Regions from separate parts of the Homo sapiens genome. Here all the other regions are linked to region 2. Evidence: read pairs that join two places in POLR2A ChIA-PET (ENCODE). Cell type or tissue: Panc1. All regions are shown on one strand.

The links. ChIA-PET counts read pairs that join two places held together with the same protein. Peaks named below come from ENCODE experiments on the same cell type or tissue, not always from the same donor. Only the 100,000 strongest peaks of a DNase experiment are listed, where the experiment ranks them.
Region 1: POLR2A ChIA-PET joins it to region 2 with 11 read pairs; 5 of 35 experiments call an interaction of 5 or more read pairs at or near these places.
Region 3: POLR2A ChIA-PET joins it to region 2 with 18 read pairs; 2 of 35 experiments call an interaction of 5 or more read pairs at or near these places.

The regions. Positions count from the first base shown.
Region 1 is chr20:38,186,485-38,191,484 of GRCh38, reverse strand. No RefSeq gene overlaps it. Among named protein-coding and RNA genes, the nearest start is that of TGM2, 24 kb to the right of the region's middle. In Panc1, no CTCF peak of the experiment used is centred here; no DNase peak of the experiment used is centred here.
Region 2 is chr20:38,047,700-38,052,699 of GRCh38, reverse strand. RPRD1B (regulation of nuclear pre-mRNA domain containing 1B) reads right to left here. Exons shown (of 7, transcript NM_021215.4): 3 at 4,219-4,352. Among named protein-coding and RNA genes, the nearest start is that of RPRD1B, 16 kb to the right of the region's middle. In Panc1, no CTCF peak of the experiment used is centred here; a DNase peak (open chromatin) is centred at 2,698.
Region 3 is chr20:37,646,027-37,651,026 of GRCh38, reverse strand. No RefSeq gene overlaps it. Among named protein-coding and RNA genes, the nearest start is that of LINC00489, 25 kb to the right of the region's middle. In Panc1, no CTCF peak of the experiment used is centred here; no DNase peak of the experiment used is centred here.

The DNA.
Region 1 (5,000 bases), 140 kb before region 2:
CCTCTGTTCAAACTCCTTCAGTGGCTCCCATTTCTCTCAGAGCAAAGGACAATGTGTTTGGAATGTTCTAGAAGGCCTAAACAGTCTAGTCCTCTTTGCTGGTTCCTTACAATACCTCTGGGAAGTAAGCAAGGGAGGAGGAATTGCTCCCACTTTACAGGTAGCAGAACTGAGGCCCAGAGGGTAGAGATTATGTTCTTAGGTCTGAAGCACAGAGCATGTGGGGGCTCTGTCCGTCACTCTGTCCCAGAAGCCTGAGTAGGCAGCTGCTGGTGCCTCTAATCAGATGGGTCTGCTCAACCCACCCTCTCTGCAGAGCACTGGCCCCCTGCCCATTCTCCAGAGTCAGACCAGATGCCAAAATAGGCTAATGGACACCGTGTGCTTGGCTGGGGCAGGCCCTCGGATTCCACCCCTTTTTAGGCTAGATCAGAGCAGTGCATGGTCCACTCTGAGCTGCTGAGTAGCCATCAGAGGAATTTAAATCCCCTAAGCCCTGGAGTGGGTCAGCCTCAGGCAGCTTACTTTGCCCCTGCTCTGACTCTGACTTGCTGAGTGAGCCTGGGCAAGTCACTTCTGTCTTCTGAGATACACTCTTTCCACCTGCATGGAGTTCTAACATTTAGGCACTGGAAGAACAAATTGATGGAAGCTGGGCTGTATCCCTATGATAACCAGAAGCCAGAAGATATCAACGATCAGCTTGCTATTGCCGTTGACAAAGGTCCACAGTGGAATGTCACGGGGCTCTGTCCCCAGCCCCATCCTGTTCAACATGTCTATAAATCATTTTAAGGTGGGAAGATGGCCCAGTACAGCACAGCTAGGAGGGGCAATAAGGCATTGGATATCAGAACCAGGATGTCCAAAGACCCTGACCAGCAGGACCGATGGGCTGAATATAAGAAAATAAAATATAATAAGAATGGCTGGGCACAGTGGCTTGTGCCTGTAATCCCAGCAATTTGGGAGGCTGAGGAGGGAGGATCACCACTTCTGGCCTTGTCTTAAGGCCAGAAGCTTAAGACAACCCTGGGCAACATAGAGACACCCTGTCTCTACAAAAAACACACCAAAAAATTTAGCTGGGCGTGTTGGCACGCACCCGTAGACCTAGCTACTCAGGAGGCTGAGGTGGGAGGATCGCTTGAGCCCCAGTGATCGAGGCTGCAGTGAGCTCTGAATGTGCCACTGCACTCCAACCCAGGTGACAAAGCAAGATCCTGTCTCTAAAAAGAAATGAAAAACAATATAATAAGAGTCACTACCAACCCCCGACCTTGGACTCAAATGCCAACAACTTAGTGTGGGGTGAAAAGGTTAAGATTGAGATGGAGTGGGTTTAAATCAGTAGTTCTCTAGGGGACATTTTACATAATTCATGGGGGGTCGTTTTTGCACTGGGGGCTCTAGTGACATTTACAGGGCAAGAATCGGGAATGCTGGGCACCCCACAATGGATGGGACAGCCCCACACAACAGAAATTTGCCCAACATCCTTCATAGCTTTCGAACGTCTGCCAGATGCAAACCTATGACAACTACATATAGGTCAGCGTTTAGTACATTGCAGTACTGAAAGGTTTCTACAAGAAGTTACGTGAAAAACTCAATAACTTAGAAAAAGGTTGTTATTGACAAGGACACATAAATGCAATGACAGTGAGTCAATTATTGAATAACATTCTCATTCCTCACAGCCTGTCTAGTCAATGTGTTAAACCATTGCCAGCTACATATCTAGAGGAAAAGGGTTCCAGGGCATGAATGCAGTTACAGCAAAAACAGTGAAACCAACTGCAGATACTTATAATAGAGGAGATGTGTGACTCTTTTTTACAATCTTAGAGACAAGTATTAGTAAATTAGTAGAGATGCAAGAAATCTCACTGAATCTCACAAAATGACCATAAGGATGATCGTTTTGAATCTATGTTGTGAAAAGGATACATTGAGATGATGGGGTCACCATTTGTTTTCCAATCTTGCTCAGAAATTGTTTCCATAGGTGCCCCACATGGCTCCTTCACAGCATTTTGGATTAAAGCTGCTTTCATGATCTATCTGCATGTCGCCTCTGCCTCATGAGGGATCTGAAGGCAGAATGCACCCCTCCATTGCAGATGGGATTTTCAAGGAAGATGCATTTTCTGGGTGACCACACAGCTACCGTGGCCTGTGTCATAAAATGGGAATTCTTTGTCACTGCACACTGAGGCTCACCTTCCTTATTTCCCCCACTGACAGGCGGCAGCGTGTCTTGGGGTACTCTCCTTACTCCAATTAAAGTCTTTCTTTCTGTTATCACATACAAATAAGTCAAGTCTGTTATGTCTTGCCCAAACAGCAGATTTTAATCTTCACCCTCACCTCCTGCCATTTCATTTTTCTGACTTCTTTTGTGCCATGGCGTCTGGTCTACTTACATCTCTGGAATCCAGACTTACTAATTATGGGCATACAGGGTTCTGGCATCTTCATTATGCCTTCTGGGGTCGTTGTGCCCAAGAATATATTGAAATACACATTATTTTATCATAAGTCACTTCCATTTTATGTCTCCTTTATATTAGAGACATTGCATTGATGTGTGTGTGCATTATCATCCATAAGTTTCATTTCGAACATTTAAATGAAAGAAAGCTTAAAATGTTTGATAGAGAAAGGGGGCTTGGGTAATCACACTTGTGGGTTTAAACCCAGCTACAATGTGTTCACGTGTTCATCAAAAGATATGTGGCCAGGTGCAGGGGCTCATGGCTGTAACCCCAACACTTTTGGAGGCCGAGGTGGTAGATTGCTTGAGCCCAGGAGTTTGAGACCAGCCTGGGCAACGTGAAAAAACCTCGTCTCTACCAAAAAATACAAAAATTAGCCAGGTATAGTGGCACGCACCTGTAGTCCCAGCTACCTGGGAGGCTGAGGTGGGAGGATCGCTGGAGCCTAGGGAGGTAGAGGCTGCAGTGAGCCCTGATGGTGGCACACCACTCCAGCCTGGGTGACAGAGTGAGACCCTGTCTGAAAAAAAAAAAAAAAAAAAGATATGTGCAAGAATGTTTACAGCAGCACCATTTGTAATAGTTCCAAACTGGAAACAACATGAATATCTTGAATATCTCGAAGCTGAATGGATGCATAAACTGAGGTGAGCCACACAATGGAGCACCCACAGAAGGAAGAATCAGTCACTCACAACTACACTTGGCAGTACAGATGGGTCTCACACGAGCATAAGGTTGAGTGAGAGAAGCCAGCCACAAAAGAGTGCGTGCTGAGTGACACCACTTATAGAAAGTTCTAGAATCAGCACAACTCATCCATGCTATTAAAAGGCAGGACAGTGATTACCTGTGGGGGATGGAGGGTGGATGGAAGCACAAGGGGAACTTCCGGGGTGATGGTCATGTTCCTGTTTCGTGATCTGATGGGTTCAGTTTGTAAAAATGTATCAAGTTGTACAGTGATGTGCACTCTTCTGTATATAGGCTCGTATTAGGGTTCTCCAGAGAAACAGAAAACAGAACCAATAGGGGTGTGTGTGTGTGTGTGTGTGTGTGTGTGTGTATGTGTGTAGAGAGAGACAGAGAGAGAGACAGAGAGAGCAGAGAAGAGGGGAGAGATTTATTTTATTTTAAGGAATTGGCTTACATGACTGGAGGCTGGCAAGTCCCAAATCTGCAGGCTAGGCTGGCAGGCCGGAGACCCAGAAAAGAGCTGACATTGCAGTTCAAGTCTGAAGGCCGCCTGCTGGCAGAACTCAGTCCTTTCCTATGAAGGCTTTTAATGGATTGACCAAGGCCCACCCACACGGTAATCAGATTGCTTCACTCTGTCTGCTGCTTTACCTTCGTGATCTGCTTTACTCAATTCGGCTGATTTAAATACTAATTTCATCTTTAAAAAGATGGTGGCCTAGCCAAGTTGACACATAGAATCAACTGTCACAATGCTATACCTCAATTAAAAAGTGATTAAAGTGGGGGGTGCTTTGGACTGAGGGTTGAGAACCACTAATTTAGTTGAAAGCTCATAAAGGGACCCACATTTTTTTTTTTGAGATGGAGTCTCGTTCTGTCTCCCAGTCTGGAGTGCAGTGGCGCGATCTGCCTCCCGGCTTCAAGCAATTCTCCTATCTCAGCCTCCTGAGTAGCTGGGACTACAGGCGCATCCTGCCACACCCAGCTAATTTTTTTGTGTTTTTAGTAGAGACAGGGTTTTGCCATGTTGGCCAGGCTGGTCTTGAACTCCTGATCTCAGGTGATCTGTGCGCCTCAGCCTCCCAAAGTGCTGGGGATTACAGGCGTGAGCCACTGTGCCCAGCCAGGGACCCACATTTTAATTACAGTCACCAAAGGGCCAGTTCTGTATTTGGTTGCACAAGCAGGAGTATTGTAATTGGATCAAGGAAGAGGATGTGTGTTCCCCCGTCCTCCCCCCTCCCTCCTCCACCCCTCCTCCCCCTTTCTGCTGATTTTTCATTACCTGGAGAATTTTGGTCATTTCTGAAGGCTATTCCTTTGTAGTGACCCAGCTTGTCATGGGAATTATGTGGCCAAGGGAGTAGCCAAGAAAGAATGACTGGTATCTCAAAGAAGCATGATTCACACAACAAAACAAAAGCCTTCAAAAAAATAGGTGCCCTTAACCTGATAAAGGGCATCGATGAAAAACCTACGGCTAACATCATACTTCCTGGCAAAAGATTAGATGTTTCCCTCCCAAAGATCAGGAACAAGACAGCGATGCCCATTCTTGCCACTTCTATTCAACATCGTACTGGAGGTTCTAACCAGAGCAATTAGTTAAGAATATGAAATAAAAGACATCCAGATGGGAAAGAAATAAAACCATATTTGCAGATGATATAATCTTTTATATACAAGAAAATGGTAAGGAATCAACTAGAAAATTACTAAAACTAATAAACAAATTCAGCAAGGTTGTGCAACCTGTATGTAAAATCAATACATAAAAAGCAATTATATTTCTATACACCAGCA
Region 2 (5,000 bases):
TTACAGGTTTTTTTGTTCCTTCTCTACTCCCACTGCTTCAATTGACTAGTTAACAACAACAAAAAAAACCACACCTATAGACTTTATATTACTTTTATAATGAGAAAAGGATCAGGAAATATTGTTTGCAACAGCTCCCTCATTCTTTGCTCCATCCCTGCATAATAAAGGACATTTTAATAAGGCACATTAAACTTTACTTGTGGAGAGAAAAGAACCTACAACAGATAAAGGTCTAACATTTGAGGCACAGTTCTACAAGCTGTCTACCCTTATCATCTCACTGAACTGAGTAGCCAAATCCAGGCATAAACCCAGGGAAGTTGTGCCTAGAACTCATACTCTTAGCTACCATGTTCTCCAGCCTCGCACAAAAACTGGGGGACTGAAAATATTAAAAACCTCTTCTTACTTTTGCGACCAGTTCATATATAGAAACTCAGCACATTAGATACTAGAACTGGCAGGGGCAAACAAAACTCGTATCATTGCCCCACTGATAATATCTTACCTGCATTATCTCAAGTAATCCTCATCACTATCCTAGAAGGTATTACCATTAATAGCCATATTGTACAGTGAGGATCTGAGCTTCAGAAGGATCAAATGCCATGGCCAAGGTCACAGAGCTTTAGAAATGACAGCTAGGGGCCGGGTGTGGTGGCTCATGCCTGTAATCCTGCCATTTTGGGAGGCCGAGGTGGGCGGATCACCTGAGGTTGGGAGTTCGGGACCAGCCTGACCAACATGGAGAAACCCCATCTCTACTAAAAATACAAAATTAGCCAGGCGTGGTGGCACATGCCTGTAATCCCAGCTACTTGGAAGGCTGAGGCAGGAGAATCACTTGAACCTGGGAGGCAGAGGTTGCGGTGAGCCGAGGTCCCGCCATTGCACTCCAGCCTGGGCGACAGAGCAAGACTTCATCTCAAAAAAGAAATGACAGCTAGGATTCATACTGTGGAAGCCTGAATAGCTAAACTATATTAAGATCCAGGAAAGCTGGGTAACCTACTCACAAATTCCTACCAAAATTCCTACCAATATTGAAACCGTGTGCTTTCAGGAAATACGACAGTGTGAAGAATATCAGCTTTAAAGTCGTATAGACCTGGGAATTCGCCACTTACCAATTATCTCTCTCTGAACAAAATTACTATACCTTTTTGAGCCAGTATCCTCATCTAAAGTATGAAAATAATACCAAATTCACAGAGTAGTTGTAAGGATCTAAAACAAATTAATATGAAAAGCAGCCAGCAGAGGCTGGTACATAACGGATGCTCAATAAATGCTAGTCCCTTTGTATCTACCCTCTCTCTCTAAATCCTTCTACAACCGTATACTACATGAGTCACATGTGGCTCAAATAAAAAAGTTCCATTCAGTCAAGCAACACCTTGAGTATTCTCAAGAGTAGAGAACTTTTCTCCTTTTCTTACTTTTTAAATTTTGTTTTTAAGTGACAAATAATAATTGTATATATTTATAGGGTACAGTGTGATGTTTTGAGAGACACCTTTAGAACACCTTGAGAGACAGGTTTATAAACTTAATACCCAGTTCTAAAACAGAATTCCTAAGCTCATGCATTCTCTAATGTTGTAAGAACTGTCAAAGTTCCATAGAAAAATTTTTATTTCAGAGGTAAACTCCATGAAGTTGCCTGAAGACAAAGAATTACCCATGAATCAAAGCTGGAATATAAAAGGACTACTCAAATTTGGAAATAAACTTCTCGAGAACTCATCAACATTTGAAAGGACTGTGGTAAAATATTCTGATAACTCAGGTCCAGAGAGTGAAGACAGAGTGAGTCAGCTGGGACTAACACACATGTTGAAATCTTTTGATGTGTGTTTTCATCTTTATAGAATAGAGAAAGAGAAATTATCTTTAGATTAGCATTATCCTCTACCTAGAGGAAACTGCCTCTATTATTGTTAATGTCTGTCTAGACTTTCAAAAAAAAATCAGAAACCCACTGAAGCTATTCCCAATACTATCACTGCCACAAATTCCACACATTCCCAGAGTGCAAACCTATTCCTCACTCTTTTCTCCCTCTTTCCTATAGCATCTAGCATATCTGTTTATTCAAAGTATGTGTCCAGCAAATGTACATTAAATTGAAATTCAACATTAGCTTCAAACATCCTCTTTCAAGGCTCTCCTACTTGCCCAAAGGTGTTCTTAAAAACCAGCACTGTTTACCAATGAACTCTAAGGCAGAGTAAAGAATGCTGAGTAATTCCCCAAAGCTGTACTGAAGACCTCCAAAGGACACAATAAAAACACCAGAATCCAAAGCAGGAAACATCTTGCTTTTCAGAAGCTACCAATCACCTGAGTGATCCTAAAATTATCTTCTAGCAACACCAAGTAAAACAACAATGACCTGCAGTCTGAAAGCACTTATGTCATTCACAGAAAGCCTCTAACCTTTGGTTTCACAGGAAAGTTACCCACTGCAAAATGCAAATAATTCCAGACCTGGAAAGGATCATGAAGGGTACACAAAAGGGTTACTCAGTGAAGGATACTGTCACACATGCTAATCATGACTAGGTTCTATAGCAGATGCATGTATAAAGTACCAGAGAACAAGGAGGGAATGACCACATGGGCCCAGACAAGCCAGGGAAGATGTCAGAATGAGAGTTGCATTCTTGGAGAATGAGTTCATCACACAGTGAAAGCGGTAGAAGGACATCAAGTAGAGGTAACAGCAGATGGAAAGGAAGCAGTGCCAACAGAGCATCCAGAGGGTAAACTGTCGGCAATTCAGTTTGGCCAAAGAATACAGTGTAAGTGAGGAAGTGGCAGGAGAAGAATCTGGAAAAACAGGCTAGTTCAGATAGAAAGGGTCTTCAATACTATCAGTACTTGGACTCGATCCTCCAGGAAACATGTATGCAGGCAGATCAGATCTGTAGCTAAGAAACATGTCATGCCAACTAGAATTAAACCACAACTAACCAGAAGCCAAGTAACTAAACAACATTTGATCTTACTCTTTAAAGAAAAAAATAGGCCAGGTGAGGTGGCTCACGCCTATAATATCAGCACTTTGGGAGGCTGAGGCGGGTGGATCACGAGGTCAGGAGTTCAAGACCAGCCTGGCCAAGATGGTGAAACCCTGTCTCTACCAAAAATACAAAAATTAGCTGGGCATGGTGGCAGGTGCCTGTAATTCCAGCTACTCGGGAGGCTGAGGCAAAGAACTGCTTGAACCCGGGAGGCGGAGGTTGCAGTGAGCTGAGATCATACCACCGCACTCCAGCCCAGGTAACAAAGCAAGACTCTGTCTCAAAAAAAAAAAAAAAAAAAAAGAAAAAAAGAAAGAAAAAAGAAAAAATAATATAAGCTCTTATTAAGGGCTTTGCAAAATTCACACACAGATGCACTTCCTAAAGATATCCTGGGTTCAGTAAAGATCAAAATCAGTTTTAAGCTGGGCGCAGTGACTCACACCTGTAATCCAGCACTTTGGGAGGCCGAGGCGGGCAGATCACTTGAGGTCAGGAGTTTGAGACCAGCCTGGCAAACATGGTGAAACCCCGTCTCTTCTAAAAATACAAAAATTAGCCGGGTGTTGTGGCAGGTGCCTGAATCTCAGCTACTCAGGAGGCTGGGGCAGGAGAATGGCTCGAACCCAGGAGGCGGAGGTTGCAGTGAGCCGAGATCACGCCACTGCACTCCAGCCTGGATGACAGGGTGAGACTCTGTCTCCAAAACAAACAAACAATCAACTTTAGACAGACACCATGCTGACAATCCTAAGGATATGTTTCAAAAGCACATCTACATTTAATTAAATCAAGTTCTTAAAAAGCTAAGAAACTTATCCAAGGTCCTATTGTAGTTAATGGCAGAGCAAGGACAAAATCTTAGTCCAGGCTACTTCCTAGTTCACCACAACTCTGAACAACTTTGTTGTTCCTTTCCTTGTGCAAGGAAAGTCTCTGAAAGACAGAAGCAAGCCAAGGAGAACAGAGAGCAAAAGTCAGGGTGTGAGAGGATGAATAGCATGAATACTAGAACCAGGCTTACACGCTGTGAGCACTACATAAATTCTCACCATCATTCATGATCATCTGTCTCTCTGAAGAATCATAAAATCGCTGGTGGTTCACAGCAAACCCCACTGCAGCTTTTCATATTTGATTCGAAAGTAGGCAAAGACCAAGAGCTGTAAACATGTGGTGATGTTTCTACCTTTGGGGGGAGGGCTCTTGGAGTCCTCCATAGACAGCTTCAGCTGCTGTATGAACTCGCCGCCATACACACTTCGTTCTTGCCAGATGTTCAGCAATCTTTCTAAAGGTTTTTTACAGCCTTCATCTGCCTCTCTGCCCAGAAAAGATGAAAAGATATATATAAGCTTAAGATTTTTTGCTTTTAATTAGGACAGACCTACTTAAAAAAAAAAGAAATCAACAACTGACTAAATGATTTACACATTTAAAACCAAATAAGGTACATATTGTAATACCTGGATACCCAAAACTTGACCACAAACTACATTCTTCGTGCAGTGGGAGGGATCATGCCATAATTGAAATCAAATAGGACCAAAAGTCAATGGCCAATTTTTACAGACAGAAAATTATCAAAACTCCATCTTATCAGTTGTGATAGCTTGCTTTTTAAGAAGACGTTAATTAAAATGCCAGACATTCTGCTGGAAATTAAAAGTGGATCAGAACTCTTAAAGATAGAAAAATGATTTTAAAAAACCAGATGTTTAAAACAGGAAATAAATTCACTGCAACTCATCAATTCTAACACACCAACACCTCTACATGTATAAACACAATCACATACATGTATATGTCAAGAATCATTCCAGTTCTAACCACTGCATAATTATTTTAATTCTGGGCTAAGTCCATAGTCCAGGTTCACACAAAGGTATCTGATAATCTTAGAACACACTTAATAATGCAGTCCTTCATAATTTATATCAAAGGATATGAATTAGAAGTTAGAAAATGTTT
Region 3 (5,000 bases), 400 kb after region 2:
GCTCTGACTACCCGGCAGATACAGGATTTTAGCCTCCATTTTTTCTGGAGCACAGCATGGATTTCCACGGCATGTACCCAATCTGTGTTTGCCCTGGGATAAAGCCTGTTCCTTTGTTGACTTCGATGACTTACTTTGCAGTTGCCTGCTCTAGTGCCTTTGCACAGGCTGGGGCTTTTTGTTTGCTTACAATAGTGCTGTCCAGGCACCATTGTAGCATATTATCTATGTAAACCCACTTAATCCTCACAATAATCCTCTGTTTACAAATGAGAAAATTAAGGCACAGAGAGGTTAGTTAACTTGTTCCAGGATCACTCAGCTGGCTAGTGACAGAGCTGGAATTTGAACCCAATCAGTCTTGCTTAAGAGTCTAGCCTTTCCAGCACCTCCCTCTGTCCTGGGGGTGCTATCCCACTCCCACCACTGACCCCACCTCTGCCTTTGCCTGGATAACTCCTACCCACCCTTTGTGCCTTTGTTGTAATACCATCTCCTCCAGGAGACCCTCCCTGACTGCTCAGCCTAAATCACAATTCCCACCCATGCCTATAGAATAATTGCTCACCCCACTCTCCCCGTTTCTTCAGAGCTAAATTCAGTGTGTTATTCTCTATTTATCTGATGATTTGCCTTCCCTGCTAGACAGTGCATTCCAGGAGGGCAGGAGCTATTTGTATATTCTGAAACAGTAGCAGACACATTGCAGATGCTCAATAAATATTGGTTGAAGGAGGGAAGGAATGAATGAAAGAGGAAGAGGAGGAGGGGAGGAACTAGAAGCCCCTAGTTCCCAGGCCCTAGGAGCTGCATCTGACGGTGTTTCATTGTTCTGGGATCCCGGCCAAGGATCTGCGTGGTACATGGTGGGACCCTCGTACTTATGACTGACTGCATCAGTAGCCCGGCAGACCCAACCCCCCAAGCCCTGGGGCTCAGGGAGGCCCAATTGGGCAAGGCCTAGTGGCAGGCCCAGGGCAGGTAGGGACCAAGCCCTCGATAGCCACAGCCTTTCCTCTCTGGCTAAATCCTCCATCCCCCAACCCAACCCGAGCCCTCCCTTCTCCCTTCTTCTTTTCCTTTCTGAGATGAAGCAGTGAAATGATTTTTCTACTTGAACAGTTTTCAATTAAGATTAAGAAAAATGTGGTCTGCAGTCACTCGGCAAGAGGCCCTGGCAGCCCTGTCCCTTCAGGGACTGGGGTTTTCTAAGCCATTGACAGAGCTGATTCTGGAATGAAGGGAGTTTGAAAGAGACTTCTCACACCCTCTGCCTTCCCCCGACCCAACCCTCAGCCTCATGACTTGGCCTCCTACTATCTTTCTGGGTAAGGGCCTGGGATCTGGAATCAGACAGATCTGGGTGGGTTCAGGCTCTATCCCGTGCAAACTGTTTAACCTCACGCAGGTCCTCTACCTCTCTGAGCCTTCTTTCTTCATCTATAAAGTAGGTCAATGGCAAACCCTCTCAAATGGTCCCTGCTTCCCACCCAGATCAAAGGGTCCCCTCCTGGTCTCCCAGACTGTGGAAGAATAAACAGCAAGGGTGACACAAAGATGTTTAGCTGGGGTAGGACAAGGTGGGCCGAGCCTCCGAAACCCCAGGGCCAGGGCAGAAAAGAGGAGACAGAGGCTGAGAGTGAGGGAGGCTTAACTGATACAAGAATACAAGAATAGATGGAAGTGGGCTGGGCGCAGTGGCTCACACCTGTAATCCCAGCACTCCAGCCTGGGAGACAGAGCAAGACTCCATCTCAAAAAAAAAAAAGAAAAAACAATAGATGGAAGTGTCCAGGGTGACTCTCAAAGGCTTGACTCAGAGGTCAATCAAGGCCAAAGAGAAGGGCAGGGCTTCTATGTGTGTCATTGGGCAGAGGAGGAAGGAGACAGAACTCTGAGGCCACTTAATTCCCTTCTAATTCTGAAATCTTTATGACTAGGGTAGATTCTATGCTGTTTGAGAATGTTGCTTTTCAAAATGGAAGTCGCTTTTTTTTATGCAGATGAATGAAAGGCATGTACCAATTGTAGTTAATCCCGGGGTCAGGCACACCCGGGTCTCTTTTCCTTCATCTCCCGTCAGTAGTTTTTTGATCCTGGGCAAGTTACTCAACTTCTCTGAGCCTCTCCAAAATAATGTATAATTTTCATACTCCTGTAAAAAATTCTTTTGTAAATCGGCTTTATTGGAGTGTAATTTACATATGATAAAACTCATTCATTTAAAGTGTACATTTCAGTGAGTTTTGAAATTTATACAACCATGGAACTACCACCATGATCAAGAAAATAAGCTTTTTAAAAATTTTTTTGAGACCGAGTCTCACTCTATCACCCAGGCTGGAGTGCAGTGGTGCAATCTCGGCTCACTGCAACCTCTGCCTCCTGGTTTCAAGCAATTCTCCTACCTCAGCCTCCCAATTAGCTGGGATTACAGGCACCTGCCACCATGCCCAGCTAATTTTTGTATTTTTACTAGAGATGAGGTCTCGCCTTGTTGGCCAGGCTGGTCTTGAACTCCTGACCTCAAGTGATCCACCTGCCTTGGCCTCCGAAAGTGCTGGGATTACAGGCATGAGCCACCGTGCCCAGCCTACGAAAGTGAACATTTTAATCATCCTAAAACATGCTCTTGTGCCCCTTCCCAGTCCTTCTGTTTCTTTTAATATAAAAACAATAAGTTATTCAGCCCCCATGACAACAAATTTCGGCAACAAATAAGCATCCAGGAAGGTGTTCAGTGCATACTGTGACTTTGCCCATCTGCTCCCTGCCCCCTGCTCACACAGAGACACTGTTATGTGGGCCCAGTGACACAACTGTCCCTTGTTAGGAGGTATAGCATGTGATGGTTCCCCCAACACCAACTGCCAGTGGTGAGCCACTAGACAGCCTGTCTTTCCCCACAGGGACAATAGCAGCTGGCACGGGGCTCCCTAGACCACTCACTGCATGTCTTCCTATCCCAACACCTCCATGAGGCTGTCAGCCTCTCCAGGGAGGACCTGTGTCTGCCTCGTATCATTCACTATTGACTCCTCAGTGCCCAACAGGTGCCTAGCACACAGTAGGTGCTCAATAAGGGGGTATGGAATGAATGAATGAGAAGGGGGCTGCCAGCCAGAGGACCCCGATGAAGTGTGAGGAACATCAAATGCCTCATGGGAGGTGAAAGTCCCACTTTGCCAAATGTCCCACCTGGCTACTGTTATTTAATATTCTTTAAATTAGCTCAACTAGTTTTTATTCTCTCTACCTTTGCCTCACCTTAAGAAATCAGATCCGTCTGTAACCCTAGCACTTTGGGAGGCCAAGGCGGGCAGATTGCTGAGGTCAAGAGTTCCAGACCAGCCTGGCCAACATGGCAAAACCCCGTCTCTACTAAAAATACAAAAATCAGCCAGGGGTGTTGGCACATGCCTGTAATCCCAGCTACTCAGGAGGCTGAGGCAGGAGAATTGCTTGAACCCAGGAGGTGGAGGTTGCAGGGAGCCGAGACCCAGGCCTGCCAATTGTATGCATTCTGCCATGTTTGTTTTATCATTCTCTCTCTCTTGCTCTCTCTCTATATTTGTACTATATATATGTATAGTTATTTTTTTTTTTTTTTTTGGAGATAGAGTCTCATTCTGTTGCCCAGGCTGGAGCAAAGTGGCAAAATCTCAGCTCACTACAACCTCTGCCTCCCATGTTCAAGCGATTCTCCTGTCTCAGCCTCCCAAGTAGCTGGAACTACAGGTGTTTGCCACCATGCCCAACTAATTTTTGTATTTTTAGTAGAGATGGGGTTTCATCATGTTGGCCAGGCTGGTCTCAAACTCCTGAACTCAAATGATCCTCCCACCTTGGCTTCCCAGAGTGCTGGGATTATAGGCATGAGCCAACATGCCCCATAGTTAGACAGAGTCTCACTCTGTTGCTGAGGCTGGAGTGCAGTGGCTCTGCCTTATCTCACTGCAACCTCTGCCTCCCAGGTTCAAGCGATTCTCATGTCTCAACCTCCCAAGTAGCTGGGATTACAGGTGTGTGCCACCACATCCAGCTAATTTTTGTATTTTTAGTAGAGACAGGGGTTTCTCCATGTTGGCCAGGCTGGTCTCAAACTCCTGACCTCAGGTGATCCACCCACCTCGGCCTCCCAAAGTTCTGGAATTACAGGCCTATTTTTCTAATATGCATGAAAATCAATACTGCACTAGATTGTATAATTATTCAACAATACTCACGGCCCCTCCTTACCAGGTGCCTCCCTGCAAAGGTGTATGCTTCCCACCTCGTCACCATCAGATCTGGCCATATGACTTGCTTTGGCCAATGAAATTGAGCACAACTGTTGGATGCCACTTCTGAATGGGAGCTTTAAGAGCCATTGTGGGGTTCTGCTGTTGTTCCTTCTGCTGCCGTGTTACTAGCACGCTCTAGGCAGGGCCACCCCTTCAAATTGGTTCCCAGAATGACAACGTGGAGCAGAATCAAGGCAGACCCAAAGCTATCTGATGGCCAAGTAGCATGTGCAAAAAATAAATCCTTATTGTTGAAAGTCATTGAGATTTAAGGGAAGGTCATTTGATACCCAGCATAAGTTTATTTAAGTTGATGGATAAAAAAGTTTCACTCTTAAAATAAAAATTTTATGTACCACCTGCAAATATACAGCAAATTTGAGAAACATAGCATTAGCCATGGTGACCCAAAAATGTATAGTTGAGTATCCCCATTTAATAGAGGAGGAACCTGAGGCTTATAATGGTTAAGTAGTTTGCCCAAAGCCTCTCTGCTAGACAAGGCAGCAGAGATGATTCAGGGTACCATTCTCTAGGGGTCTCAGTCTAGTGGACAGGTAATGGAATTTTCCTTTGGCAAAATAGCTCTGTCAGAGATGTCTCTCCTGGACAGTCTTTTCTTCTCTCATAGCCCCCTTGTGCTCCAAGACCACCAAGAGCCCCTCCTGGCCCCATTCCTGAAAGTTCTTCTCGCAGATGAATGCCAGATGATTCCCG